Linked DNA regions of Homo sapiens: region 2 is linked to region 1. A link is a loop called in an ENCODE intact Hi-C map of the cell type or tissue named here. Cell type or tissue: dorsolateral prefrontal cortex. All regions are shown on one strand. Links, peaks and the distances in the headings refer to the core of each region. The heading gives the core; the rest is flanking DNA. Region 1 has its middle 79 kb from the start of LINC01310. Region 2 holds the start of MIR4535 (microRNA 4535).

Evidence for each region. A loop is a pair of places that touch in the nucleus more often than their neighbours do. Peaks named below come from ENCODE experiments on the same cell type or tissue, not always from the same donor. Only the 100,000 strongest peaks of a DNase experiment are listed, where the experiment ranks them.
Region 2: a loop joins it to region 1, with 2.3 times the contacts of the local background. A loop is called at or near these places in 1 of 110 quality-filtered maps.

The regions. Positions count from the first base shown.
Region 1 is chr22:48,938,684-48,953,800 of GRCh38, forward strand. No RefSeq gene overlaps it. Among named protein-coding and RNA genes, the nearest start is that of LINC01310, 79 kb to the left of the region's middle. RefSeq lists enhancers at 2,066-2,235, 7,094-7,388 and silencers at 3,340-3,540, 7,094-7,388. In dorsolateral prefrontal cortex, for the core only: CTCF peaks have their summits at 5,290 and 5,489; DNase peaks (open chromatin) are centred at 4,338, 4,508 and 5,288; H3K27ac peaks cover 2,663 bases.
Region 2 is chr22:48,775,130-48,790,246 of GRCh38, forward strand. MIR4535 (microRNA 4535) reads left to right here and starts at 5,166; the gene lies at 5,166-5,224. In dorsolateral prefrontal cortex, for the core only: a CTCF peak has its summit at 8,127 (motif pointing right); no DNase peak of the experiment used is centred there.

The sequences.
Region 1 (15,117 bases), core at 3,642-7,641:
GCTTTTCTGTTTTTCTTTATTTGCACAGCAGCCCTGAACTTCAAGGTCATAATCTCTATAATCAGAGTAAGCACCCGGATCCATCAGCCAGCCCCAGATTTCAAGAGCTTTAACAAAGCACAGGCTTCTGACCATGTTGGATCACTGCAGGGGCAGTGTCGTCCACCCCTGGTTGGTCATCCCGAGGGCCAACCTCCTTCCCATGCAGCCCGGGCTCCTCGCCATCCCTGGAGTTCTCGGGGCTCAGCCAGCAGATGGAAAGAGACGGAGCTGAAAGCTCCTGGTGAGACTTAGGGGTCAGGGTTGGGGATGGCACTGACTCCTTGTTCGCATTCACCAGCCAAGTAAGATCTGCAAAGCAAGCTGGAAAAAGTCAGTCCACTAAGGCCCAGGAGGAAAAAGGAAGGGCCAGTGGCTGAGGCCACCAAAAGGTTTGAGCAGGCTGAGTGACCAGGGCCTGGGCTTTGACCCCCAGCTCACAGCTCTGTGAACTCATCTATTTCTGTTATTATCATGTATATTCATAACTAATACTTTAGTTCTGCACCTAATTTACAAAGGTCTTCCTTCGGTATCTCATATATTAATACAACTAATAAAAATTAAATGTCGGTAAGGGCTTTGCAGGTTACAGAGCAACTGCACCTCCGGGATCTCCTCTAAGTGTTCCTTTATCTATCTGGCCTTATTAATTCCAGCCTTTATGAACTGGGGGACTTTGGAGAGTCACTTTCCGCCTCTGAGCTGTGTTTTCTATTAGCAAATGGGGATCGATACCTGCCAGCCTCTCCCAGGGCGGTGATGAGTTTCCCGCTGCCTGGGATGGGATACCTGAGAGAATTCAGACAACAGCGTGCCCTCCTCGGAGCTCCCCTCCGCTCCAGGGATGGCAGAGGTACCCCATGCGGCAGGGGCCCAGCGGAAGGCAGGGACCAGCCTGGCCCCAGCAGGAGTAGCTCAGCCCCCACAGGCCGGGCCTCCAGAGGCCCAGCCAGCGGGACACCCTGCCCTGGGAGGCTCAGATGCCTTGGCGGGAGTAGGCCTGGCCTGTGAGCTCTCACCGTGTGTGTCTCAGCCTAGTGGGCGCCCCCGCCCCCCGAGGCCGGGTTTTCCCTGCCTGGCCACAGGTGCGGGGGAGACTGAGCAGCCACGGGCAGCTCTCATTCAGACTCAGGGGGAGGCGGCCGGAGAGTGAAACATTTCCCCAAAATGTAAATTGTATTAAAAAAAATCCATACCTCTAGAAGGACTTTGTAATAAGAAGGCAATAAATCAAGTTGGGAAGCAGCACTCTGAGTGGGAGCGAACGTCTTATTTACTGGGGAGGGAAGGAATGCGGCGCAGTGTTCGGGGTGGGGCAGCCTCTCCCAGCCCCCGCCCTGGCCCTGGAGGTCCCTGTCCAGAAGGCGCCCGCAAGGCACCGTCCCCAGGGCTCAGCGTGCCTCTCTAGAGGCCGTCCCACTCATCCCCCTGCTCATTCATTCACTCCCAGGTTACCTAGAGCTTATTACCAACTGTGCACAGCACTCACTGCTGAGCATACAGTGACCAGCAAATAAGGGTTCACCTGTCAAAAGTTCACGGAAGGGAGGCACGCAGTGAGTGAGGGTTCGGTCCAGGACAAAGCATTGAGCTGCGCAGGAGAAGACGGCCTCTGTGTGCTGCTCTAAGGGAGCCACTGTCTGGTGGGGGAGGCAGGCAGAAGCCAGGCAGTGACATCCAGGAAGCCCCGAGGCCCAGGAAGCACAGCCTGAGGCAGGGTGGTCAGGGAAGCCTGCCTGGAGGAGGTGGCAGCCTAGCTGAGGATGAGTCCCTCCAGGGAAGAACTGGGGGAAGCAGACACACAGAGGGGGCCCTGCCATGAGAAGGGCTCCCTGCCACAACTCTCCTGGTGCTCAGGCACATGGTTGGAGTCCTTCAGAGGGTCCAGCTCACCAGAGGACGCCCAGAGTCCCAGAGTAGGTCAGGCCTCTTACCGCCAGTAGCGCCTCCGCTGTGCCATGCTGGTCTAAGTAATTTCGGGCTTACTGTGTAGGTGGCACTAAGATTGGATCCCAAGTCAGAGATCCCCATGGTGCAGTTTTTCAGGGAAGATGAGAAAACTAGAGCACCATGCGCGTGTCATGAGACTTCCTCACTCTGGCTGGCACACTCTGGTTTGCAAGACCCTCGTCTATCTGTGGACTCCCAGTCCCGTGGCGTGTCCCTGTTACGTGTTTGACGGGTGGGGGAAGGGAAATGTACGGGGCAGAAATGGCCCACCTGGTCTGCCAGAGCCAGCTGTGCAACTCGGGTCAGGTACTCAGCCCTCTGGGCACCAGCTTCAGGCTCACACTCTGCAGACCGAGGCCTGAGTCAGGGCTCACAGTAGGAGCCAGGGAGAAAACCGTGCTGGGCCCAGGCTCCGATGCCAGCCACACTGGAGGGGTGCTCTGGGTGTCCTGCGGTATGGGCATGACCCTGTCACCCTTCCCAGGACCTGGACTCACTGCATGGTGCTCCCAGGTAGAAGTGGCACAGGGTCCTGCCTGCCTCATATCCCACAGGTATCTCTACATCTTGAAAGAGGGGCTCAGGTCCTGCAGCCGTGCCCTGGATCTTGGTCTCTCTTCTTTGCTCCTGGGGGCAGTGGGTGGGGGGCGGGGGGTTTGTAGGAATGACGGGGCTTTCTGGGCGTGTACTCACCCACCCGGGAGCCTCAGATGTGGGAGAGGCCTGGGGAATCCATGCGGATCCATGCAGCGGCACTAATTCCTGGGATCTGGGGTTGAACAGGTGGCTGGCCCTTCTTTAAAGCAGGTGCAGCATTCCTGCCACCGCCCACCACAGGCAACGGCCTCGCGGGGGACTTGCTGTCCTTTGGGGCTGGGATCTTATTTTTCTCCGAACTATCATCAGGAGGGTTGGTCATCCTGCACCGATGCTTTCCAATTTGGGAAGAGGGAGAAGGAAGTGCTCGGTGAGGCCTTTAAAAGTTGGGTTGGGAGGTTCCTCAGATGGATTTTCTCCTCCCTGGAACACCACTGGCTCATCCTGGGCACTGCAGGCTGGGCTGACTACTGGGGTCAGGATCCTGTCCTGACTGTGGGGTGAGGGCCATCGTGCAGGTGGCTTTGGGGGGCTGTTTGCGGCCATTCCGAGGGGCGCCTTACGCCCTCCCAGGTCCCCATCCCTGTAAATCAGCAGCTTCTAGGGAAGTTCCCTTTACGGGGACAGGACCCAGGAGGGTGTACAGTGCCTCTCAGGATGGCCTCTCTCTGCCTCCAGAGCTGATATCAGCGGTGAGAGGCATCAGTTCTCCAAGGCCTCCCGGGAAAGTCAGTTTGGAGCCGGAGTTCTCTGTTTCTAGCCGGAGAGCACCAGCCTGGGGCGGCAGGGTGAAAGGCCACAGGAGACAGAAAGAGGCTCCCAGAGGAGCAGGTGGGAGGAACAGGTGCTGGGCTTGGAGTTTTACGGGAGACAGCTGGACTGCAGTGGGCAATGTGGGGCCGACGCCGACATCAGGCACCACAGAGCTGACCTGGGCAGCCTCAGAGAGACCCTGTCATGGCCCGGCCCACCCCAACTCAGACCCCACCCTCAGGACACTGCAGCACTCCCCAGGCCACACCTCCTCCCACAAGGCCCAGCTTCCAGACTCTGCAGATCCCAGGGGGTTTGGCAGGGCCCTGCTCTGCCTTCTCTGAATTGCTGGGCAAGCCAGGCCTGGCTGCAGACAGGAGGCCCCAGACCTAACATGAAAAGCCACTGGAAGTGGAGGGCCTGGGCCTGGGGCCTGGATCACTGCTGTGGGTGCACTTTGCCCTCTACATGCACACAGCTCTACGTCTGAGATTTCAGAAAGAGGGGGCTCTCGTCTACATCCAAAGCAGGGGCAGCTGTCCCCCCAATCTGATCTCAGGGCTCACTCACTAGAAAGTGAAACTCCATCCAGCCTCCAGCCCTGCCTGTTGGGGCTAGATCATCACCCTCGCCACAGAGATTTCTGAAGAGAGTGCAGGAGAGTCAGCATCCTGTTGAATAGGTGCTGCCTATAAACACAGGGGGCCGTCCTGCAGGCTTGGAGGGCCTCCCCTCCATCCCTCCTGGTCCTCATCACCAGGTCCCTCCCCTTAGCTTAGTCCAATTCCTGCCTCTTCCATCCTCCTGGTTCAGTAATTAATTGCTAGAATGCCGGGTGGTGCACAGTGATGAGGAGAGCTGGGCGCAGAGTCAGCACCCAGGACAGCAGTTGCTTGCCCACGTTTATGGTCACAGGGCACTGGGCTCTGGACACGAAGACACACATGCCGATGTCGGCCTTCGAAGAGCAGAGACTGGGGCCCCTGGAAATGGGTCTGGGGCCCGGGAGGTGTGTTCTGGAATGTTCTGTGAGGATCCAGCCCTGCCTATGCCATGTGTGAAAGTGATTGCTTCCTCCTTCAGGCCTTGCTCAGGGCTCCAGCGTGGGCGGCCTTCTGTTCCCGTCCAGCTGAGCTCTCACACAGCCTGCCTGGCTCTGCCCCACCCTCGGACTCGAAGCTGTGAGTCAAGGCCCTTTCTCTTGGGGCCATGGGCACCGTGATGGAGGCGCTTCACCAGCCTGGCACCACAGCATCCCCCATGCACAGCCTGGTGCTAACACAGAGTAAGCCCTCGTCGATATTTGTGATTGGACACAAGGATGACTGAGTGACTATCTGTGATTGGACACAAGGATGAATGAGTGAGTATCTGTGATTGGACACAAGGATGAATGTAAATGAGTGAATAACAAGAGATGGTCGAGGTGATGCCCGATAACGCTCCCAGCTTAGAAACTCAGTGGCTCCTAATCTTGCCAACTTGTGTCCAGGCATCTAAAGCCCAGCCTGGTTTTCCTCACAGGTCAGAGAGATGATTTGAGAGGCTGTAGCAGAGCCACACACTCCAGAATGTGTCCCTTGTATGTGAACTGCTGCACCTGAAATCACACCATTACTCACACAGCTCACCCTAAAAATGCACCGATCTCTGGAAGCAGCATTACTTAGAGCTGAGAGCAGTGTGCATTCTGGGACAAGCAGAGTTTTCTGGGATCAAAACTGAGCGTGGAATGAAGCCAGTTCAAGGTCCAGCCAGACAAAGCTCTCAGTAAACGTCCGTCACAGGGGCCAGACAAAGCTCTCGGCAAACATCCGTCATGGGGTAACCAGCACAGGGAAGTGAGGGGAGTGGACCAGTCCGTTACGGCACAGAGGGTGCTGGCACCTGCGTTTTCACTGGTCATCCTCTGGGCAGGGAGAGAAGCATCCGCTGCTTCCCTACACACTGTCCAGCAGGCGGGGCCCGTGAGCCTCCCCGGCTCAGCTGAGCAGCCTGGGGCTCCCCTCCACCAGGCCAGGAAACCCTCCTTCCACAGGCTGTGGCCTGGTGGGAGGGCCCTGTTGGAGACTGAACTGTGTTGCTGAAGTTCTCATCCCTGGAACCTCAGGCTGAGCTTATTTGGAAATAAGGTCTTCGTAGGTGAAGTAGTTAAGATGCAGTCACACTGGAATCCAGTGGGCCCTAAGCGTGAAACGCCTGGTGTCCTCAGAAGAGGAGAGAGACAGAGGCAGATGCCCTGGGAGGGCCACACTGCAACCACGATGGAGGCAGAGACGAGGGACCCCAAGGATGGCGGCCTCCAGGGGTGGACGGCAGCCTGGATGGACTCTCCCGCAGAGCCCTCCGGAGGAACCCACCCTGCCGACACCTTTTCCCCGAGTTCCAGCCTCCAGAACTGTAAGACAACACCTTTCTGCTGTTTTAAGCCACTGAGTTTGTGTTAACTTTCCCAGCAGCCACGGGAGGCTGACCCCGGGCTGTTTCCTCCCCCGGAATCCCACGGCTCTTCCTAAAGTGTACATTTTTGGCACTGCAGCCACCCAGATGCCTGTGGGAAGTTTCTCCAAGGGCCCTAATTGCACCCTGGGTGTGCCCTGTCCCCTTTGCCATCAGCCTGGGATGCTGCAGACGCCCTTGCTAGAGGCCAGCTGGGCCCTGGCTGGAGGGACCCACTCAGAAGGAAACCCCATTCTCTGCTTTCAGAGCTGGGTCCCTCCCAAGCATCTGGCCCAATCCGTCTTCCCACTTCCCTCCTCCAGTCCCGTTTTAAATAGAATCCATCAGCAATCAGAGCGTGAGGCCATCAGCCCAGCTCAGAAGCACAGCCCGGCTCCACGGACGCCAACGGAGGGTGTCTCCCGCCGGAGTGAACGGCTGCCCGGCTGCTCCAAACAGCTCGGCTCCCCCTATACTGTCCCCCTTCTTAATGGCCATGGGTGTCCCCAGAGCCGAGAAACTGGGGCAAGGAGTTGTCGTGCAGCAGAAAGATGGGTTGCCAGGCTCTGAGGGGCAGAATACGCTTCCCGCGTCTTGAGCAGGTTCTACTGGAGGGCCAGAGCAGGAGGCACGGCAGGAGCTGAGAGGGAGGGTTCGTGTCCAGCGGGCACCACTGCAGCTCAGGCAGGCAGGACCCAGCTGGCGGCTGGGAGGCCTCACACACGCGCCTCCATGCACCCATCTGTGCCTGCCTCGTGCGGACATTGTGAGGATCACAGGGAGCAGGGGTGGAAGGACCCAGGACAGCACCAGGTACATCAGCCCAGGCGGCTTTGTCTTCAAGGGTGCCATTGCGGCTCAGACAGGTGGGACCCAGCTGGCGGCTGACCACGGAGCCCCAGCAGACTGAGGCAGCGGCCCAGGGCTCCGTCTGGAGGGGGCAGGTCTGAGCAGGTGGAGCAGGGACAGGAGGCCGAGGGCTGCATCAGAATCTCCGGGAGCGTGGGGGCTTCCACTGCTCTTTCCGGTCCTGGGGGCTTGGATGGGGCCCAGAGCTGGGTCCTTCTCTGACTTCCCCGGTGACGCTGCCTCATAACCAGTGCCGCTGCCAGAGGCTCCTGACCTGTGTCTGGATGCTCCTTCTGCCCTGTCTGCCCCGTATGAGGGATGGTTGTCCCTAAGATCCTCCTGACAGCCCTCGGGCCGTGAGTGTGCGTGATGTACCTGGTGCTGGCCTAAGTCCTTCCATCCACGCTCCCTGTGATCCTCACAACATCTGCACGAGGCAGGCACAGATGGGCACGTGGAGGTGTGTGTGTGAGGCCTCCCAGCGGTGGGGATGGTGCTGGTCCTGGCCCGGACAGGCTGACCCCAAGCCCATGTGCCCAGCACTGAGCATCTCTGCCTCTGAACCTTGCCCCACACTGAGGCCGGCCCAGGATAGCTGGCCCTGCCCAAACAGACCTGTCTGGCTCTGAACTTTGGGCTGTGCTGCCCCAGTGCTGGAGGAGGCGTGGTCTCCAGGTATTCCCTGTGGGAGTCTCTGGGCACCCTTGGTGTGGCAGCTCCGAGTCTCTGGGTGGGCTCAGGCAAGATTCTATAGCCCAGGTTCTGTGTATCCTGAGCTTCACCCCCAGACCAGACCTGGCTGCCATGAGGTGGGGTGGGGTTCTTGCAGCAGGGCATACGGAGGGAGGGAGGCTTGAGCATAAGGATCAATGATATCACAGGAGAGAACAGGACAGGAGACAAGACGGACCCACAGAGCTTGGGGCCTGGGGAGAGGACATCACTGTTTCAGGGAAAAGTGGATGTCCGGTCCCTCTTCAGGCTCTCTTGGAAGTGTGGGCACCAGGATGTGCAGAGGCCCCACCAACTCCTTGCCCTCGTGGTGCAAACCTCCGCTGTGGGGGCTTGGGCTGGCGGCACAGGCGTGGAATCTGTCCAATCCTCAGAAGCCCCCGCGCTTGGTCTGAGGCTCGCTGTCCTTGACCTGCAATTCGGTTTTTTTGAGACAGAGTCTCGCTCTGTCACCCAGGCTGGAGTGCAATGGCATGATCTCAGCTCACTGCAACCTCCACCTCCTGGGTTCAAGCAATTCTCCTGCCTCAGCCTCCTGAGTAGCTGGGATTACAGGTGCCCGCCACCACGCCCAGCTAATTTTTGTATTTTTAGTAGAGACAGGGTTTTGCCTGACCTCAGGTGATCCACCCGCCTTGGCCTCCCAAAGTGCTGGGATTACAGGCATGAGCCACTGTGCCCAGCCTGTCCTGCAATTCTTAATAATTAACAATATTGAGGTCCAATGGGACAAAGGAGTGAGCAGAGGAGATCCATGAAATACACACGCCCAGGCCCCTCAGTGCTTCATTTGCAGACAGAATTTGTGATGCCTCAGGAGCGCAGACGTCTCATAGGCCCACAATGGGTGGGTGTTCCGTGAGGCTGCACATCAATGGAACACCAACTCATTAGGGCCATTGAAGGCCACGCTTTACAATCAAACCAGAAGCCACTTCGAACTCAGAACAGAAAGAAGCCCGTGTTCCAACAAGCATAAATGGCACAGGGACCCGATTGCACCTGTTTTTTACTCCTGATATTGTGTTCATGATACTAAGTGAAATAAAAATAGTTGTTTGTTTTGTGCGAGGTCTCCAGTGCTTTGCTGAGAGCAAAACGCACACACATGCACGTGCCACGAAACATGAATTGTAGAACTGCAGTGATTCCGCCCAAGAATGAAGTGGTCTTACCTCTGCGAGTGCAACTGGTGTGTGTGCTGGGGGAACGATGGTCAAATTCACACTATTAAAGGTTTTTGGCTGGGCCCAGTGGCTCAAGCCTGTAATCCCAGCACTTTGGGAGGCAGGCGGATCACCTGAGGTCAGGAGTTCAAGACCAGCCTGGCCAACATGGGGAAAAACTCCGTCTCTACTAAAAATAATAAAATAGCCAGGCTTGGTGGTGGGCACTTGTAATCCCAGCTACTTGGGAGGCTGAGGCAGGAGAATCGCTTGAACCCGGGAGGCAGAGGTTGCAGTGAGCTGAGATCGTGCCATTGCACTCCAGCATGGGCAACAATAGCGAAACTCTATCTTAAAAAAATATATATATATTATATATATATATATATGTATATTCCAACAGAATTCCTAACAGGTGAAGAGGAAGAGCTGAGAGGAGGACAAAGGACTTGCCCAGGAGCATATTTCAGCTGAACTGTGGAGAGTTCTGACCCCTGCACTTCTCTCCTAGGAGTCAGCACCCCCATCCTAAGGGAGAAACCAAAGCCACTCATCCTGTTCCTTGTGTAGCCCCCTCACCAGGCTCCCCACCATGGCCATCTCCCTCAAAGGGGAAAAGTCTGGAGGTGGGTAGACCAGATGAACAAGTGTTGGCAAAGGCCTGGGAAGAGATGGTGTCCCCAGATTATGACCAGAACCTCCAGGGTGAGGACGGAGATATTGTGCCCCTCTGAATGAGGGGCACGCTCATTCAGAGAGTTTAGAAACTGTCCTCTGCTCCGCTCTGTCACCCGGAGAGGACGCTGGGTTACATTAACACTTTATTGCTGAAGACTTTGCTTTCAGCAGATGTATAAAAAGGAAGAGAAAGGTCTTTAGCAGCCATGGAAGGTGTGATTGGCCAATGCAGGAAAATATCAATATCCCAACAATATTGAGCTCCTGTTTCTCAAACTGTAAGTGACATAATGGGCAGAAATGAGGAGCATTATCGGGCATCTCCAGTGGGCACGCTGGTGCACACAGCATCAATCCACAATGCCCATGGATGTCCCCTGGCAGGGAGATTACATAATGCTGAGTGACAGCTGACACACTTATTGCCTGGAGGGAGCCCACCTTCCAAAGGCAGGAATTTAAAGTCTCCAGCTGGGGGATGAGCCGATTCGTAGCCCATTGCTCAGGGCTTTGACACACAACTTTGCACCTGCTATTCTGCTGAGGGATGGCACTCAAATCCTGAGAGCATGTCTCCCCAGAGAGAACCTTACATGTCTTGGCAAAATTAAGATGACTTTGATAGGGACACATAGCAAATGCTTAATGACTTTTTAACCTTTTATGACTTTAGTGGGTGGAACTGCCAGACAATTGATCATTGCACTGACCTGCAGAGATGAGGAGGAGGGGAGAGCTGCTGGGTACAAGTTGATCTCCTTCGCCCCTCAACAGCTCCAAATAATACCTGGAGCCTCAGCACAGATCCCAAGCCTGGGCCTCATGATGCCGGTGTTAGATACCCAGGTCCCTGTTGCCACTTGTGGAACCCGCCACAAAGAGTGGACCCTGAATCACAATGAATGCAAGGGGCAACGGCACCTGACGCTGCACCCAGCTAGGATGTTTGTCCCCCACTCCAGCCTCACTCCCTCCTCCAGCCTCACCTCCCTCTCCAGCCTCCCCCCACTCCAGCCTCACTCCCACTCCAGCCTCCCCTCCAGACTCACTCCCTCCTCCAGCCTCACCTCCCCACTCCAACCTCACTCCCACTCCAGCCTTCCCCCTACTCGACTCACTCCCACTCCAGCCTCCCCTCCACTCCAGACTCACTCCCTCCTCCAGCCTCACCTCCCTCTCCAGCCTCACTTCCCTCTCCAGCCTCACTCCCACTCCAGCCTCCCCCTACTCCAGCCTCCCCCCCCATTCCAGCCTCACTCCCTCCTCCAGCCTCAACTCCCACTCCAGCATCCCCCCCTCCTCCAGCCTCACTCCCTCCTCCAACCTCACTACCTCCTCCAGCCTCACCCATCCTTCAACCTCATCCCCTCCTCCAGCCTCACTCCCTCCTCCAGCCTCACTCCCTCCTCCAGCCTCACTCCCTCCTCCAACCTCACCCTCTCTTCCAGCCTCACTCCTCCTCCAGCCTCACCCCTCCTCTACCCTCACACCTTCCTCCAGCCTCACCCCCTCCTCCAGCCTCACCTCTTTTCCAACCTCCAGGCTATTGAGAGCGAGACATGGGCGTGAGTGACCTGGGGCTGCCATAACAAAACCGCACCGTCCAGGCAGCTTAAACAGCGGAAATTTTTTCTCTTGGTTCTGGAGGCTGGAAATCCAAGATCACAGCGTGGGCCGGGCTGCTTCCTTATAGGCTGTGAGTGACAATCTGTTCTCTGCACCTTTTCAGCCTCTGGTGGCCTTGGGTGCTCCTTGGCTTGTAGATGGTTGTCTTCTCCCTGTGTCTCTTCTCATCACTGTTCCTCCATGCACGTCTGTCTGTTTTGCCAAAGTTTTAATGAGGATAACAGTAACTGGCTTAGGACCCACCTGCTGACCTCGTCCAAACCTGATCATCTGCAGAGACGCTCCTCCCAAATGAGGTCACACTCACAGGCCCTGGGGTTCTGCCTTTAGCATCTTTGGGGAGACACAATGAAAACCACAACACAGGAGGTTTTCTCCATGGGGCCTCCCCCAGGGACCTCTTCCTCTTGAGGTTTTTTGGCATCTTGGTCATGAAAGCCGTCCCCAGCACTGGAAAGAAGCTTCCAGATTGCATTCCTCTATGTGTTGGCACCAAACTCACCACTTTGAGGGAATTGTAGGTTTTGTTCCCGACACCCAGCATTTACAGACTGTAGATGCAACAGACCTCAGAAACGCAGACGCCCACGTCGTACTAAAGTGATGGTAGAGGACCCCGCTCCTGCTTCGACTAATTAGTCAACTCTAGGGTGGGGGGTGGGAGCAGAGGCACCTCCTGGGGGCACATAGGACAGTGGAGAGCTGAGTCATGATTTCCGTTCCCTGGCCTGGGGCTGAAATAGGTCCCCCAAGGCCTCGTGCAGTTCTGGGCACTGAGCTCCCCTGACCACGGCTCCCTTGAGACTCAAAAGACAGGCTGTGCAGTGATGCAGCACTGTGGTCAAAGCTCCGCCTCCCGAGTCTGCGCTGACCTCCCGTCCGTGGGTCCCATCGTCACTGCTCTGCCCGGCTCCACACTGCAGAGTCCCTGGGAGGGGCCTCTCCAGGCAGATGCCCTACCGGGAGCCTTGGCCTGTCCCCGGGAGACACTGTCAGGCCAGTGTTGCAAGAGCAGAGACTGTGGGGTGAAGTGTCGCCTGTAAAGAAGTCTCAACCAGGACCCCAGCAATTCTTATACCCATAACCTTTGCTGAGGAGGTGGGCAATTGCCAGCCTAAGCCTCTCCCCTGAGCCCAGAGCAGGGGTGATGCCCGTGAGGAGCAGATGTGAAGGCTGCGGGTGTCAATGAGCTGCCTCCGGGACGGGCATCGTCTGCGGCCTCTGCGACCTGTGCTGGCTCCTCCGCGACCATCCGCGGAGAGTCTTGCCCTCCCCTGCAGGTGCCTTTCTGGCCATTTGTCAGTGTGGCCATCAGTGACCATCTGCAATGCGAGAGTTAAATCACCACTGATGGCCACAGTGGCCGTTGCAGAGGCATTTAGACTACACTTACGGGCTTGTTTTAGGAAATGGTTCATTGGAAAAATATTTTCTGCTCAGCTGAAAGTTTTACTGCAGGGAACACAGCACATGAATTTGAAACACAAATTCAGGGTATTCGTGTGTAAAGTCTGACCTTTCCTTGAAATGCATTTCACAGAACATCCTGTAACTGGTCCTCCCAGGGAGCGTCAAGAGCAGGTTCTCAGGGAGACACTGCTAATGTTGGGGCCATTCCTCCATGCCGGCTGCCTATGCCCATGACCGTTGCCTGAAAATTTGCTGGAAAATTTCCTGGAAAATTTGCTGGAATTCTGCATTGCAGTGGGTGGAATAATGTCCCCCCAAATTCACGCACACCTGGAACCTGTGAATGGGACCCCAGCTGGAAATACTGCCTTTGCCAATGTCTCTGAAGGACCTTGAGATCATTCTGAACTTAGGATAGGCCCTAAATGCAATGACAGGTGTCCTTATGAGACAGAAGGAGGCCAGGTACAGTGGCTCATGCCTGTCATCCCAGCATTTTGGGAGGCTGAGGCTGGAGGATCACTTGAGCCCAGGGCTTCAAGACCAGCCTGGGCAACATAGAGAGACCCGGTCTCTACAAAAAAATTACAAAAAAAAAAAAACAAATGTAGCCAGGCACAGTGATGCATGCCTCTGGTCCCAGCTACTCGGGAGGCTGAGGTGGGAGGTTCAACCACTAGGGCCCAAAAGGTTGAGGCTTTAGTGAGCCATGATTGCACCACTGCACTCTAGCCGCAGCAACAGGGCAAGACCTTGTCAAAAAAAAAAAAAAAAAAAGAAAGGAAGGAAGAATGAAAGAAGAAAAGGAGAGACACAGAAAAGGTCACACCAAGACAAAGGCAGAGATTGGAGTTGGAGGGATGGGGCCACAAGCCAACCAATACCGGGCATCACCAGAAGCTGGAAGAGGCAGGAAGGATCCTCCCTTAGAGACACTGTAGGAGAGCTGCTCCGGTGGGCTGATGGCAGGTGGCTCGTGCAGTGAGGTGTCCTCTGGAAGGACTGGCAAAGGGACACCTGTGAAAAGATCAGCTGTCCAGCAGCAACTGAAGGCTCCTGCTGGGTGCTGGGCTCTGCCTTGGTGGCAGGGCACGGCCTCCCCGAGCTGGCTTGTTCCTGCATTTCTGGTACCCCTTCTCTATCTGAGGGCTGAGTCTGCAGATGAGCTATACGGGGCTCCTCTTGGGGCTGAGGCTTTGAGGAGCTATATGGAATCGACCTTATGGGATGTAGAGGTCATGTGGAACAGGGGAGGGAGAGACATGGTATGGGTCCTGGGGTGGGGTGAGCTGCCCCTCAGAGCAGCTCTTGACTTCTGTGCCATGAGCAGCAGCTATGAGGAGCCCAGCCTTCTGCTGCCTGCCCAGTACATGGGATGCACTTAATACCAGACTTCAGGGAGCTGCAAGGGCCTAGGAGGACAGCCCGGTGCTAACCCCAGCTTCACTTCATCTTGAAGACGAAGCTGTGCCCAATGGCATGGTCTGGTACAGCCCGGGATGAGGCCACACTGGCCGAGAGGTGCACAGGATGAGATGAGAGGGCACCTGGCCCAGCCCCCACTCGGGAAGCAGGCAGAAGAGCACCTGCCAGCCGCTCCCGATGGCCTGCAGGATAGGAGGCACAGGGAGACAGAGGCATCATGACCCAGGCACTCGGCTTGGGTGGGGGCTCTGAAGCTCAGGTTCAAATACCCAGGGGCAGCCTCTGCTCATGCCAGTGGGAAGTGTGTCACTCCAAGCCGGGTTTCCTCTTCTGCAGAGGAGCCCATGGAAAGGGTGGACCTCCCTCTCCCACGAGGAACGGCATCTCACGGATGGTGGATCGGAAGCACTTCTCATGATACAGATGGAATTTGTGGGGCAGAGTGGAGCTTTAAGCAGCCAAACTGAGTGAAACACCAGCCAACAGACACAGAAGCAAGCACCACGTCAGACCCCACAACCAGGCTCAGAATACCAAGGGCCACCTGCTGTAGCTAACGGAGGGGCCTTGCAGGGCCAAGGCTTCCCCAGCCCTGGACCCCCTTGCACTGGACACACGGCTGCCGTGACCCACAGCAGCTCCTAGGGCTGCTGCAGATCAAGTCTCAAGGACAGAAAGGTTATGCTGGGGAGCCGGGACCCCTTCTCCTCCCCTTCTGCTCAGGCGTTGCCCCCAACCTCTCAAGGGGCCTCCAGGGCCATTTAGTGTGGTGGCCGTGAAGCCACGTGGCTGCGTTGTTTAATGTGGGGTGGAGGGTTCTGCTCCTGCGTGGCAGAGCACTTGGGCCAGGGCCCCGAAGGTTGGGTGTTGAGTTCCTTGCTCTGCCATCTGTAAATAAACTTGGACAGAATTTTCATTGATCTCATCTGCGAAATGGGCATGATAAATAACAGCAGCACCCTCTCCACCTCCGTCAAAAGACAAAAGGGGAACTTTGTAAACTCTCAATTTGTGGACAGATGATGGTCAGCATTCCTTCCTCCTCCCTTTCTTGGCCCAGCCTGTTCCACAGAGGAGCACTTCCGCCCCATAATAATGCAGTGAGGGGCACATGTCCATGAGAACATCCAGCAGCAGCCCAGGCTGAGCTCAGCGGCAGCGTCACACCCAGGCTTCAGCAGTTTGTACTCACAACCTCTTATGATCAGCGCAAGAATCTTAGAACAGAGCTAGCATTTCCCCCATGTTACAGAGGAGGAAACTGAGGCCCAGAGAGTTTCAGCAACTCCTGTAAGATGGGACACTGTCATTCCCAAGCCTAAATCTGTGACCCCTCCATGGGCAGCAGCTCCACAGGGAGAGGGAGCCAACATCCTCATCCCTGGGCGCAACATGCTTTCCTTCCATTATGTTCAAAATTTCACAGCGAATAGATGAGATTTTCTAAGCA
Region 2 (15,117 bases), core at 5,645-9,644, 160 kb before region 1:
TCCTCCTCCCGTGCAACCTGGGCAACCTCTATTCTCTTCTCCATTTCTAAATCTCTGTCATTTAAAAAATTGTATATAAGTGCAATCATCCACGATGTAACCTTTAGAGATTGACTTTCTGTGTGTCACACAATTGCCCGGAGATTCACCCAGACTGTTGCCTGTATTAACAGCATGTTTCTTTATATTGCTGAGTGGCGTTCCATGGTATGGACATACCACAGTCTGTTTAACCATTTCATTAATAACTGTGTGTTACCTGTGTGTCATTAGCTTACAATGTAGTTATGTTCATAAAATATACTCTGTTTAATGGTAATACTTTATTTGGAACTATGTTGAGATTTGACTTATGTTCTAATACAGGTAAATTTTCATGAGTGTTCTGTGTATACATATAAAGAATATCCTGCAATTTTGAGGTACAGGATTCTATAGTTTATATTTTCATCTGATCTATTTGTTAATTGTGTTGTTTCCATTTTTATATGCTTATAAATAGTTTTGCTGTCTTGATTTACTGAGAAAGCTGTATGAAAATCTTCCAGTATGGGGATGGATTTATCTACTTCTCCTTGCAGTTCTATTAACTTTGGCATTATAAAATTTGGGACTACACCATGTGCATGCAAAGTGTTCTCCTGATGGATTTGACTTTTTTATTGTAAAATAGCCTTCCTCACCCCTAGAACTTTCATTTTGCTTTGAATATAGCTACACCAAGGCAGCTTTGATTTTCATTTGCTTCCAAGGCTCTGTCCTCTTTACTTTCAATATTTTTTTGTTATATTTTAGGTATGTTACATACTTAGTATATGACCATTTTTTAAAAATGAAATCTTTACACTTGCTATAACTAGTTATATTTGAATATTATCTATGTATACACAACTTTATGATATTTTTTCTGCCTTATCTGAGTTTCTTTGCTTTCTCCACCTCCTTTCTTGCTTTTTATCAAAAGCAAGTTTTCTCTCTCTCTGTCTTCCTCTCTCTCTGTTTCTCTCTCTGTCTGTGTGAATTTAATGTAGGAAGAGCCAGCACTTAGGCCAAATGACTACTAGGACAGAGGGGTTACTGGAACCTGGAAAATAAAAGTGATGGATAAAGCAGCCACCTTGAGAGGGGCAGTGGCCTTCTGTCAATGGACACAGCAGCTCTGGGACATTAAGGGAGTGAACCTGGGGAGTGAACTCCCTCACCCCACTCTCTTCCATCTCTTTGATCTGTCATTGGGTCTCCCCCTTGGCCAAGTCTTGCTACAAACCAGGGGGCTGGAGAGCCTGGGGTCAGCATGCACTGTGTGGTACTGCTGGCTCCATCATGATCCTCACATACTTTACTGGCCATCTTTATGTTCTTATACAATACAATCATCCATCTTTTATATGATTTGTGCGCTTTACACCACAACTGCTGACCTCCTGTACTAAGAATGATGATGAAATCTGCTTATTCAGCCTCTAGCTTGCCTTTTTCATCCACCCACTGCTTAGTTATGTAATTTCTATATTACTAGGGCTTAGAACAGTTATCACTCCATAACCATCATTTTCACAGTCTTAGCTTTAGTATTAACTTACAAGTCTTCATACAAACCTCACTACCAATTTATTTTCCATAGACTATTTCTTAAGCTCTTAGCTGGATGACTTTTGTCTGTTAGCAATGTCTTCAATAAAGTTTATGGGACTTCTTGCATATATATATATCTTTATACTGGAATAATAGTTTAGCAAGGTATAAAATTATTGAATGACTTTTTTTTAATGAAGTCTTTACGGAAACTGCTTCACACACTTCTGAAATCTCCTATGGAAAAGTCCTTTGACAGCTTTAGGGGGTGTGAATTCCCTCAGTATTATTTCTGTATCTTTCAAGACCAGTAATTTCATTTCCTCTTCTTCAGGGCTAACCGTTATATATATTTTGGAAATCTTCCTTGTCTTTTATTGCTATTGTATTTTTCTTATATTTAAAAACTAAAATTATTTCATTTGCTCAAGTTTTTTAAGCCTATTTTCCCCTGGGTATGGCTGTTCCAGCCTTATGATGCTTCAAATATAGCCTTCTCTGTGATGGCTTTCTTGATCTTTGTCATTTCCTCCCAAGGTCTGCCAAATTATTTTTATACTTTTCTTCTGTTTTATTATTGCCTCCATGAGCTCTTGTGTCTCTGCTTTTAAGGCTTTTATTTCCTGACTTATTATAACTTAAAAAAAAAACCATCATCTTTAAATCCATGTGATGCTATTTTTTCTTCATAATATTTTTCAGTCCTCTCCCTGACCAAATTTTTCTGTAATATATTTTTAGTTTCCTCCTCTACATTATTCCTATTTTTTCTTGTTATTTTTACTTGTGTTTGAATGAGGAGAGCTATTTTCAGGCCAGGTATCTGCAGAAAGACCGTGCGGAGAAGGGGCCAAAGTATGTACGTGGTCGGCACATCCACATCTTCTCTCTGGCTGCCAGTTAAGCACTGAGTGATACAGGGTGTGCGTCTGTGTCTGTGTGGACAGACATGTTGTGTTCCATATGACATCGGTCTGGTCTTAGCCTCCACATGTTGTATCAGTAGTTCAAAGCTGCTTCCTGTCCACATGAATCCTTGTTTCCATCACATATGGGACCCACTGTCTCCTGTAAAGATGGCAGGTCATGCATTCTTTGCTCCCTGCCAGCTTCGTGGCGCTTCGTGGTGTCACTGGTTTTCGGGAGTCCCCTGTAGCCTGTGCACACACCTCTTTCTGTTTTTTCACACGTACAGCTGTTGGTTCCGGTTCCCAGGGTGAGCCAGCTGCTTTGGAAACCAAGTGAGTGTGGCTGATTCTCTTGAGGCCTGTGGAAGTGACCCTGGCTTCTCTGCCCCTATCTAATTGTGACCCCTTAGCATTTTGATTTTACAAGTATATTAAAGTCCAGAGTAAGAAATGCCCCTCACTGCGGGTGGCTGCTGTTCCCAGCTTTTTATTCTCCTGGTTTTCACTGGCATCAGGAGAGGAGAGACAGCACACTGTCACGGTGGTTCACGGCGCAGCAAATTTCTAACAAGCTCTTCTGCGTCCCAGGGAGGTGAAGCTACCCGAGCAGGGTCTCACGGAGCTCGGGATTCGGGAGGTGAGAACCCAGAGCTGCCCTTCCCGTGCCTGTTATGGGTACCAAGGATGTAGCACTCATTACACAGACCCAAACAAGCCCTTTCCTGAAGTTACCGTGTAAACTATGTTAGACGCAAGAGGCACCATGGGGAAAAGTGAAACGGGCCAGGAGGGGTGTCAGGGTGGAGTGCTGGGTTTGGGGGTGCTGGATCAAGGATTCTGTTTCCAGTGGGAGGCCAGGGAAGGCCACACAGGTTATGGGTGTTTAAGCAAAGACCTGAAGGAGGCGAGGAAGAGCCCTGAGTGCAGCTGGGGAAGGAGGTGGCCGCAGCCCGTGCAGCTGGGGAAGGAGGTGGCCGCAGCTGCAGAGGCCTCGGCAGTGGGCCTTCTTCATGCTCCAGGCACAGGAGGAGAGGGAAGTGGAGGGATGCAGGGCCCTAGGGAGGAGTGGCAGGAGGTAGGGTCAGAGAGCGATGGGAGTGGAGACTCTGGAGGGTTCAGGCCCTGAGGGACTCTGCTGTTCTTCCAGGAGCAGGGCCACTGCACGGTCTGAGCAGAGAAGGACATGCTGTGACCCAGAAGATGCAGCTCCCCTGGCTGCTGTGGGGTCGTCGGCCTTTGGGGAGGCGAGGGCAGAAGTGGGGAGGCAGGCAGAGCTGGGACCGGCATGGCGGCAGGGCGTGGGGCTAACACGTGCTTGTTGAATGTCCTGGAAGCCTGGTCCCTGAGACATTGCCAGGGACACCAGCCCACCAGGGACGCAAAGCCCATGAAAGACAGATAAAGGGAGCCGCTCCCTGAGCCAGGAACCTACACACGGGAGATTAATCCATCCATTTCCGCGGCGAGGTGCCTGCTTCCCACGTGTGAGTAACTGATGTAAAATCATAAAATGGACCATTTGCCTTTATTTTCGTGTGACCTTGGACTTTGCAAAACTCTGAGCAACTTACTTGAAATTTAACCAAACGTCAGCAGAGAGCCTGGCTCCATAGTTCCCACTGATCCCGCGAGTCCGGGCTGGCCCCATTCAGCCCTTGCTGTCGAGCCCTGCAAGACGCACAGCCGGGGCCACGGTACCCACCGCCTTCCCTTCTCGCCTCTAAGGCAACAGAGGAGATCCCGTCCTGCCTGCCTGGCCCTGCTGGCACGCACAGCGTGGCTGGACTTGTTGCTCATTTCACTTAAACCCTATGACACCCTTCCAAGCAGGCCTCCCTCAGATCCCTGTGTTTGAGAAGGAGAAACAGGTTTCGAGAGGTGCCCTGGTCTCACGGAGCCCTGCAGCGGCGCGGAGCACCGGCGGTTCTGCAGCCAGGCTGCCCGGACTGTGCGGGGACTGGGTCTTTACACCCCAGAGCTTTCACGTAGCCGGTGCAGCTCACACCTTCACCCGAGGGGACAGGGGCTGGTGGCAAAGCCCCACATTGGCCTGAGTGACCGAGTAGCTGCAGGGACCCACTGGGATTTGAGGAGCAAAAGAAAGAAGAAAATAGGAAAAAAATCAACCTTTTTGAGCCAAAGCAGAATGAGTTTACTGAGAGTTAGACTGAGCTTGAAGGAGACGCAGTGCAGGTTTGCGGGCCGGCCCAGACTCCTGAAACAAAGCATCACAACCCACACCGGCGGCAAACACAACAGACATTGGTTCTCGCAGGCTCTGCAGGCTGGAAGTTCCAGATCGAGGTGTGTGGCCAGGGCCGGTTCCTCCTGAGGCCTCTCCTCGGGTTTAAGGTGGCGTCTTCTCCCTGAGTCCTCTCTTGGGCGTCCCTCTGTGCCTGTCTGCGTTCTCTTCTCTTCTATAATGACTCTTCTTCCCGGGTCCTGTTGGATTAGGGCCTGCCCGATAACTTCCTTTTAACCTCGTCACTTCTATAAAGGCCTTCTCTCTGAATACAGCCTCTTTCTGAGGCATTGGAGGTTAGGGCTTCCACACGTGGACTTTAGGGGTGCAGTTCAGCCCCAACAGTGGGTTTGTGAAAGAGGGGCCACAGTCGCCAACGTTGCTGCCATGGAGATGGCGGGGACCCAGGAGCACGGGCTCTTCACTGAGTCCTGAGCTGAAACTGGGTCCCAGTCTTCACAGTTGGTTTCTGACACGTGGACCTGGCTGGGACGATGTGGCTTGAGCAGCTTAATTCACTGGGTGGCTTCTGTCCTAGGCTGGCTCTGGGTCACTGAGATGAGAGGGCACAGTTCTCTCTTAAGAGGCTGGCCCCGTGCAGGCAGAATTCACACACACTGGGGGTTGGGACAGAGCAAGACACACAGTTCTGGAGCCCAAGGCGGTGGCTCCGACGTGCGCCACTGTGCTGGGGAAAAGGTGCATGCCTGGGACCCTATGCAGAACGTGGAGCCCTGTGTACAGGCCTCTGTCCATCCGCCCTTTGTCGTGGCTTTAATATTTTTCCCAAATGAAAGTGGTTTTGTTTTGATAACAACAGCAATCATAGCAAGCCTGCACCCAGTACTGAACTCACACCAGGCCCGGCTGAGCCCTGTAATGGAAGCGGTTCATTGAATCCCCGGTGAGGACCCCAGGCCCAGAGTCCTGCAGGGACGGGACGGTGGCTGTCTGCCTGGATGCCAGGCCCAAGCTTTCCAACACGAGACCACGCTGCTGTCTCTCTCCCACTGGCTTACACCATTCCAAAATAATCTAATTATTTAAACAATACATGTTCGAATGTGTAAGCGTTCTATAAAGTGCAGAGGGGAAAATTGAGTTAAGCCCGATGCAGCCCCATTGGGAACCAGTCTGACCTTTTCTAGGGAGGAGAGGGCTGTGCTCATGGTGCGGATGGGACCCCCCCGACCTGGGGTGCACCCCAGCATCTCACCCCCATCCTGCGGGACCCACAGCACAGCGGCCTCAGCAGCAGGTCTCATTTCAGCCCCCAATGGGAGCAAGCCAAAGCCACTTCAGCAGCAAAACGAATCAATGGACTGTCGTAAGTTCAGTGACAGGAAGGAAGGAACCCCAGATCTACGAAAAGCAGGATGAATCCCCAAACCTGTGATGCTGAGTGGAGGAAGGCAGGCAGCAAAAGGGTAATGAAATATGCTTCCATTTGTATAAAGTTCACAGAGACTAAACTGTGCTTTGCTTTTCAGGGATGTAGACGTGGCAGTGAAACTGAAAAGAAAAACAAGGAATTTATGGCCAGAAAATGACAGAGATCGGTTATCTCTAGGAGCAGTAAGGGGCCATGCTTGGGGAGGGGGAGGAGAGATGCATGGTGGGGATGGGGGCATCCTCACCTCCAAATCGCACCCTCCCGAAGCCACACAGCAGCCTGAGGATGTCTTCAGGGCCGCTCTGAGCTCTGGGGTCCCCGGGGACTGGGGGTTAGGACCCCGACCCACCTGCCCACTGTGGGCCCCAGCGTTGGGTGAGTCCTGGAACCTCCCGTCTGTGAAGTGGGGCTGCAGTGCTGCGTTGCTCATGGGTTTGCTCTGGAGGCTAAAGGGATTTTCCGCATGCAGGGCTGGGTGCGTAGCAGGACGGCTTTTACCCATAATGACCGTCGAGTGTGGGTTAAATTCCATCCCCCAAAAGATACGTCCAAGTCCTGACCCCCAGTGCCTGTGAATGGGACCTTCTTTGGAAATAGAGCATTTGCAGATGTGATGAAGTGAAGATGCATTCATTCTGGATTAGGGTGGTTCCTAAATCCAAGGACTGGTGTCGTTACACGAAGAGGAAAATTTGGAAAATCAGCCTCCTAGAAGGAGGCGTGATGACGGAGACAGAGATTGGAGTGGTGCAGCCACATGCCAAGAAAGGCCTGCAGCCACCAGGAGCTGTGAGAGGAAGAAAGATCCTGCCCACAGCCTTCAGCGAGAGCAAGGCCCTGCCCGTCGCCGGACACAGGACCTCTGGTGTCAGGTCTTCCGGTCTGTGGTAACGTGTTACGGTGGCCGCTGGAGATTAATACATTGTCTTTCTGTACTTGCTTCTTGTGGGCAAAAAGCTTAGTTGGCTTATGTCTGCTGGAAGCTTCAGCACCTATAATTTTTTAGGCACATAGCAGTCACCCCGCTCACACTTGTATGAATTGGGAGTTCTATGTAGAGGGCTCTGGACCCTGCTCTCTTCCTGAATCCTGTAGTACTAAGCCATTGTTCCATGTCGATAATAGCAATGTGCCCTGTTCTTTAGGGTATGTCAGAGTCGGAGGCCCTCCAAGAATGGCGTGTCCTCCTCTTGCTCACATTTATGGGCCCCCTTCTTGTTGTGATGACTGATGCTGCGATTTCTCCAGCGTATCACCCTTGCCATCTCACTGAATCATTTCTTTATGATAAACCCTCGGCAGCGGCGTTGTTAGGTGAAGAGGCATAAAAAGTCTCTGCATTTTAGCATGTGCTGCAGGTTGCTAAATCCCCCTCCAGGAAAGCGGAAGCTTTTGACAAGCCCACCAGCTGGAGAGGAGAGTGCCCAACTATTCCCACACTGGTACCCAAATCAGGGATTATCGTTCTTTTTAATCTTTGCCAATTTGCTAAACAGAGAAAGGTATCAATCTCTGTTGCTTTAATTTGCATGTCTTTGATTACTATTGAGTTTGAACATCTTTTCATATGTTTATTGGCCATTTATGTAAATACAGTCTTCACAGTTATGCAGCCATTTAAAATGCCAGGCACTGAGAACAGAGGGCAGGGGTGGGAGGAAGAGAGAGGCTCCAGCCCAGGGCTGTGGCCAGGATGCCTCCGGCCTCTGGGTTCCCCACTTCCTCTGCGCTCTCAGACAGGCCTCCCTCTGGGGTACACAGTCCTCAGGATGCAGGATGGCGGCTCGGCAAGATCTCAGCTCCAGGAAATTTGCATTTCAAAAGGGAACTCTGCTCCAGATCAAATAATTAAAGACTGCAACCTGAACAGCTGGGAGCTCAGCGCCGGAGCCTTTAAAGCTAAGCCAACCATCAACAAATACGGTGGCCAACAGCTTGGTCGACTCTTTCGAATATGTCTCCACCCACTCTCTTCCACTAGAGGGCACACTTTTGGGGTGGAAGCACGGAGACTCTGCCCATCCCTGGAATTCCCTCCTGGGTGGGACAGCTGTGCACATTTGACAACGGGATGGACCCATAAGTGAAACCCCCAAGGTGCCTATGGCCTGTCACCTCCTGCCCCACTCTTGGAGGCTGCAGGGCTGCGGGTACTGGCCAGCTCCCGGCCAGCAGGACCACGCCTTCCAGGTGTCCACCTCTGGACATGCCCCACTGCTCCTGGCCGGCCACCTTTTGCCCTCCCCAAAGCTTCCCTCGCCCCAAACCATCTCCAAGGTCAACTCCAGGAAAACCTAGCCCATCTAAGTTTAATGTGCTACTCTTTTTCTTCATTTCTCATTTTACAGGCTAAATCATTCTACTTTATACGTTTTATTTTCTGATTAGTCACACAGAGCTCATTAAATGGAAGACAGAGCTTTTCATAAAATATGTAGAGGAATCTTGGATTCTTAATTTCAAAATTAAAAAAATAATAATCCCGGCAATGAAATGCACTGTCTGTTCATAAAACTCGCCAAGTGTCCAAGGATGAAAGGTTTGAAACAGAGGGGACCCAGAGGACAAGTCTCTCTGGAACTGACAGCGGCCGTCTTGCTGAGCCCTTGGGCCGTCCTGGGGCTGGGGCGTGGCCGGCTTGTGGACCTTGCTCCAGATAAGGGAACTTGAAGGTTCCAGGTACAAGTCAGGCCCTGCTAGCTCCATTAAGATACTTCCAGGGACATCGGTCATGAGCACAGTTCACAACACCCTGGTTAAACCAACATCAAGCTTCAGACCAAAGTGCAGGCGAAGCCGGTGGTTCTCAAAATTCCCTGCGCTGGAGAATCAACAGGAAGTCTCATAAAACACCGAGCCGGGGGCCCTGACCCCAGAACCTCCCGTTCCCTGAGCCTGCGGGGGCCTGGAACTCTGCATCTGCAAGGGGCCTCCAGGCCGTGACCATGAGGGTGGCCCGTCTGTGGCCTGGATTTTTGGAAAAGATGGGGTGGGGAATGTAAATGATTAATACAATTTTTTGATGTTGTGAAAATATCTAGAAATCGCAAATAATCAAGCAGATAACAGCCAGGAAGGGACAGCAGCCCAGGGCCTGGGTCCCAGTCGGGCCATGGCATCGTCTTCCTGGCCTCCTTTGGGGCGTGGCGTGGCTCCACCATGGACCACAGGTCAGAAGAGAGCCCGGGGCCATGTGGGACGTCCCAAGGTGCTAACTGTGCCTTGGTTAAGAGACAGGATTTCCTGATTTTTGGAAATTTTTATCTTCACACTGGGAAGAATTTAAGGGTGGTTCACTCTTGGATCAGGAAACAGTGTGTGTGTACACGAGAGAGAGGGACAGAGAGAGGGGGGACATGTGGAGTGCACTGGAACCACCATAACCCCCATGAAGGCGGCACCGGAGTTATTGGCATTATTTGTGCAACTCTTCTTCATGCTTGACGTCGTTTCAAAATAAAGAGTGAGCTGAGCAAATCAACTCGGCAGGGCACATTTTGTGCTGGGAAGATATGGGACGTGGGGTGGCCATACAGCTTAGCTCCCAGGTCCCTCCCAATACAGGGCTGATGGTCCCCTTGACCCCCTGAACTCTCCCCAAACTTCCCCCTGGGTGGTCTGCAGGAGGACCCTCCTCAGCGGACATCTGCAGCCCCCTCCTGCCCTCTGCAGCCTGCTATGGACTGAATTATGTGGCCCAAATTCATAGGTTGAAGCCCTAGCCCCCAGTGTGACCGTATTTGGAGATGGGGCCTGTGAGGAGGTGATTAGGGTTAAATGAGGTTGTAGGAGGGAGGGCCTGATCCCACAGGACTGGTGGCCTCATGAGAAGAGGCCACAGAGGGCTCCGTCTCTGCTGTGTGAAGACACCGTGAGAAGGTGGCCACATGCCCTCCAGGAAGAGGCCTCCCCAGGCACCAGCCCTGCCGACACCTTACTCTCGGACTCCCAGCCTCCAGGGCTGTGCAGACTCAGGGCCGTTGTGTCAGCCGTGCGGGCTGTGGGTTCCGTTAAGGCTGAGTGTGGCCGAGCTAATGGCGACGGTGCCCATGACCCCCCGCCCCCGGGATTTAGTCCTGGGTTCCTTTCCCTTCTCACTCTGCTCCCCAACTTCTCACCCTGGAGCATGGACAGCAGGAGCATGAAGGGCCTTTGGGGGCTGCGGTGGTTTGAAGGAGTCCCCGCAAAAGCCTGAGTTGGAAACCCGACCCCCAATGTGGCAGTCCTGTGAGGTGGGGCTTTCGTGACCTAATACATTTCTGTTTATTAAAAATTGGCTGGGCGCGGTGGCTCACACCTGGAATCCCAGCACTTTGGGAGGCCGAGGCGGGTGGATCACCTGAAGTCAGGAGTTGGAGACCAGCCTGGCCAACATGGCGAAACCCCGTCTCTACTAAAAATACAAAAATTAGCCCGGCGTGGTGGTGGGCACCTGTAATCTCAGCTGCTCGGGAGGCTGAGGCAGAAGAATCGCTTGAACCCAGGAGGCGGAGGTTGCGCCACTGCACTCCAGCCTCAGCAACAGAGCAAGACTCTGCCTCAAAAAAATGAATAAAATAAAAATAAATAAATAAATAAAAATTACCCGGTCTGTGATATTTTATTGTAGCAGTACAAACAGACAGGCCAAGGATCCCCTGAAAGTGTAAACAAAATGGGGGTGTCATGGGGTGGGGCTGACAGCGTTTGCTACATTCTTCAGGCCCCTTCACCACACACCCGAGGGCCAACCTCTCTCCTTCTCGGGGATGTCACTCTCCTGCTGCAAACATCACAGACCCAAGGGAGCCTCAACTCAGTTCCAGGGAATCCCAAACAGCTCCCCGCTTACCCCACACCTGCCCTGCCATCTGCGACCCCATGTCCCAGGCTGGGTGCTGGAGCCACCGTGAGCCTTTTTGGAGCTTATCAGCACCCAGCGTGTGCCCTCCCTGAGATGTTCCCGAGAGATGGGGCTCAGCCCAGCCTTCTTTCCTCTCTGCTGTCTGCTGAGGGATCCCTGTGTCTGGGTCACCATGTGACGTCCACTCAGCGCCTGTCCTATCCTCACAGAGCCACCCTCTGGGGGGACACAGTTATAGTGAGGGCTGGTCTGCAGGGAGGGCAGGGCCGCCTAGCAGATGAGGGAGGGAGGCCTCTGGAAGGAAGTCTCTCCCAGGCAAAGGCTCAAAAACAGCAGCCCACTGGCAAGGAGGGGACAGTGAGCCAGGCAGGGGATGGGGGTGCAGGAGCCGCCACTTGTGAGCCAGGCTGAGGCCCCAGGGGTCTGGCTGGTTGAGAGCAAGGTCCCAGGAGGGAGGAGGGGCTCACTGACCACAGGTCCTAAGCCCTGTCCCTGAAGCAGCACCTGCTCCTGCCTCACTACGGACAAGGGATTTGAGTTTCCTCCAGACTCACAGCCTTGGGGCTGGCAAGGTCCTTTCCACCTGTGGCTTTTCTGGCTGGTCACTCAGCAAGGCTTACATGCAAGGGCAGGTGGCCTGGGTAGTCATGGGGTTTCAGTTGTTCTGGGCACCACTGAGTGAGACCAGGGACCCTGTGGGTTTCCCGCTCCCAGGCTCCCCAGCCCTGGCCCCTCTGGGCAGCCCTCTGTGGGGTCCACCCTGTGGTGGGATGTCCCTGAATGTGCCCCATCTCCCTTTATCTGAAACTCCTGGAGGGCAGGGCTGAGCCTGCATCCTCTGGGCCCAGGTTCCCAGGTCCGGCTTGGGGTTCTGCATGTGCCGGAGATTCAGAGAGGCATATATTTATTTGACATGCTGATTTCAACTCCTTCGGATACACACTAAAAGTAAGATTGCTGGATCATACCGTAGTTCTATTTTTAGGTTTTTGAGGAAGCTCCATACAGTCGTCCATAAGAGCTGTGCTAATTTACATTCCCACCAACTGTGTAGTTATTACAGTTTAGTACAGGGCCCCCTCTACTGCATGGCCTCGCCAACACTCAGCGTCCTTCATCCTTTTGATAATAGTGTCATTCTGACAGGTGTGAGTGGATATCTCATTGTGATTTTAAGTTACTTTTCCTAAATGATTAGTGATATTGAGCATGTTTTCATATATGTGTTGGCCATTGGTATGTTGGCTTTTAAGAAATGTCTATTGGATCCCAAGCCAGTTTTTAAAATTGGTTCATTTATTTTCTTGCTATTGAGTTGTTTGAGTCCCTTATACATTTTGGGTATTAACCCCGTATTTAGATGTACAGCTTGCAAATATTTTCTCCCTATCCACAGGTTGTCTTTTGACTGTTAATTGTTTCTGTGGCTGTGCAGAAGCCTTATAGTTTGATATAATCCCATTTGTCTATTTTTGTTGTTGTTATGTTTTGTTTTGGCAGCATTATTTACAATAGACAAGTTATGGAGTCAACCTAAGAGTTTCTCAATGAATGAATGGATTAAGAAACGTTTTATATATATATATACACACACACACACATATATATACACATAAAGATTATTTATATATACACACATATATACAGACATACACACATATATATTATATATACACATATATATTATATACATATATTATATATACACATATATATTATATATACATATATTATATATACATATATATTATATATACATATATATACACATATACACACATATATTATATATAACACATATATAATATATACACACATATATATTATATATACACACATATTTTATATATACACACATACACACATATATACACACATATATACACACATATATAATATATACACACATATATACACACATATAATATATAGACACACACACATATATACACATAGAGATTATATATACACACATATATACACACACATATATATATTATATATACACATATATACATATATATACACATATATATTATATATACATATATTATATATACACATATATATTATATATACATATATTATATATACACATATATTATATATACATATATATACACATATACACATATTTTATATAACACATATATAATATATACACACATATATATACACACATATTTTATATATACACACATATTTATATATACACACATACACACATATATAATATATACACACATATTATATATACACACATATAATATATAGACACACATATATAGACACACACACATATATTTTATATATATACACACACAGACACATAAAATAGAATACTATTAAGCCTTAAAAGAGAAGTGTTCTGTATTTTGTGACAACATGGATTGATCTGGAAGACATTAGGCTAAATGAAAAAAGCCAGGCACAGAAGGACAAATACCACATTTTCTCACTTATTTTTTATTTTTTTATTTTTTTGAGGCAGAGTCTCGCTCTGTCACCCAGGCTGGAGTGCAGTGGTGCAATCTCAGCTCACTGCAAGCTCCGCCTCCTGGGTTCACGCCATTCTTCTGCCTCAGCCTCCCAAGTAGCTGGGACTACAGGTGTCCGCCACCACGCCTGGCTAATTTTTTGTATTTTTAGTAGAGATGGGGTTTCACCACGTTAGCCAGGATGGTCTTGATCTCCTGTCCTTGTGATCTGTCCACCTTGGCCTCCCAAAGTGCTGTGATTACAGGCGTGAGCCACCACTCCCAGCCACATTTTCTCACTTATAAGTGGAATCTAAAACAATCCATTCCACTTAAAAGTGGAATCAAAAAGTGGCCTTTATAGGCCACTTTACAAAATAAAATAGGCAATAATCACATACGTATTTTTGCAAGCATAAACACTCAGTAAACTAAGGACAGACACATGGCCATAACAGTTATAAGAAGATGAGCTGGCCGGGTATGGTGGCTCATGCCTGTCATTCCAGCACTTTGGGAGGCCGAGGAGGGTGGATCACAAAGTCAGGAGTTCAAGACCAGCTTGGCCAACATGGCAAAACCTGTCTCTACTAAAAATACAAAAAAATTAGCCGGGCGTGGTGGCGGGTGCCTGTAGTCCCAACTACTCGGGAGGCTGAGGCAGGACAATGGTGTGAACCCAGGAAGTGGAGCTTGCAGTGAGCCAAGATTGCACCACTGCACTCCAGCCTGGGAGACAGAGCAAGACTCCCCTTCAAAAATAAAGAAAGAAAAGATGAGCTGTGTCTGTGATGGAAACAGGACAGGTGGCTCACACCTGCCATCCAGCCACTCGGGAAGCTGAGGCAGGAGGATCCATTGAGCTAGGATCACGCCACTGCACTCCAGCCTGAGTGACAGAGTGAAACCTCATCTTTAAAAAAAAGGAAAGAAAAGAAACTGGTGGAAAAGGGAAATGTATAAACACATACCACAATGGCTGGTAATTGTTAGCACCCAGCTCACTAACTGCAGTCATCTGAGATACTGCAAGGAACAACCTAAGTATTTTGAGAAGTTCTGTCAAAAACCGTGACGGGTCACCATGATGGTGACCAAAGAGCCGAGATCCCAAGAAATTTCATTTTTCATACATGCGGATGTACAAAAAAGACATCTCTCCATTTACTGAGGAAGTTTCAAAGTTTGTACGTACGTGGGCAATACTTATAGAAAATGTCAATATTATGATAATGTGCTTTTGTAGAGTCAAATTTGCAAAAAAAAAAAAGGCATAAAATAATTAGAACTGTAAAGTCTCAGCACAATTTACACCTCCAGTATTGGAAATGATGCGGAAATGATAAAATTCATAGCACAGGAAATTGTAAGAAAAAAAATCTGACCACTTAAAATAGTAAAAACAAACTAAATAAGTTAAAATAAAACTAAAAACAAAATTTGACGTATGAAACGTATATTACAGGGATGGATTACAGGCAATTGCACGAAGGTGTCCATAAGAGCTGGCCCTTGTTCACGACCATTAACTATATTTTGGAGTCTTGCATGATAAATGAAAAGCTGCTTTTTTTCCCTCTCAGGATATGACTCTCTCTGCCAAGAAAGTTCACATTCTTTTTTTTTTTTTTATTCTGAGACAGAGTCTCATTCTGTCCACCAGGTTGGAATGCAGTGAC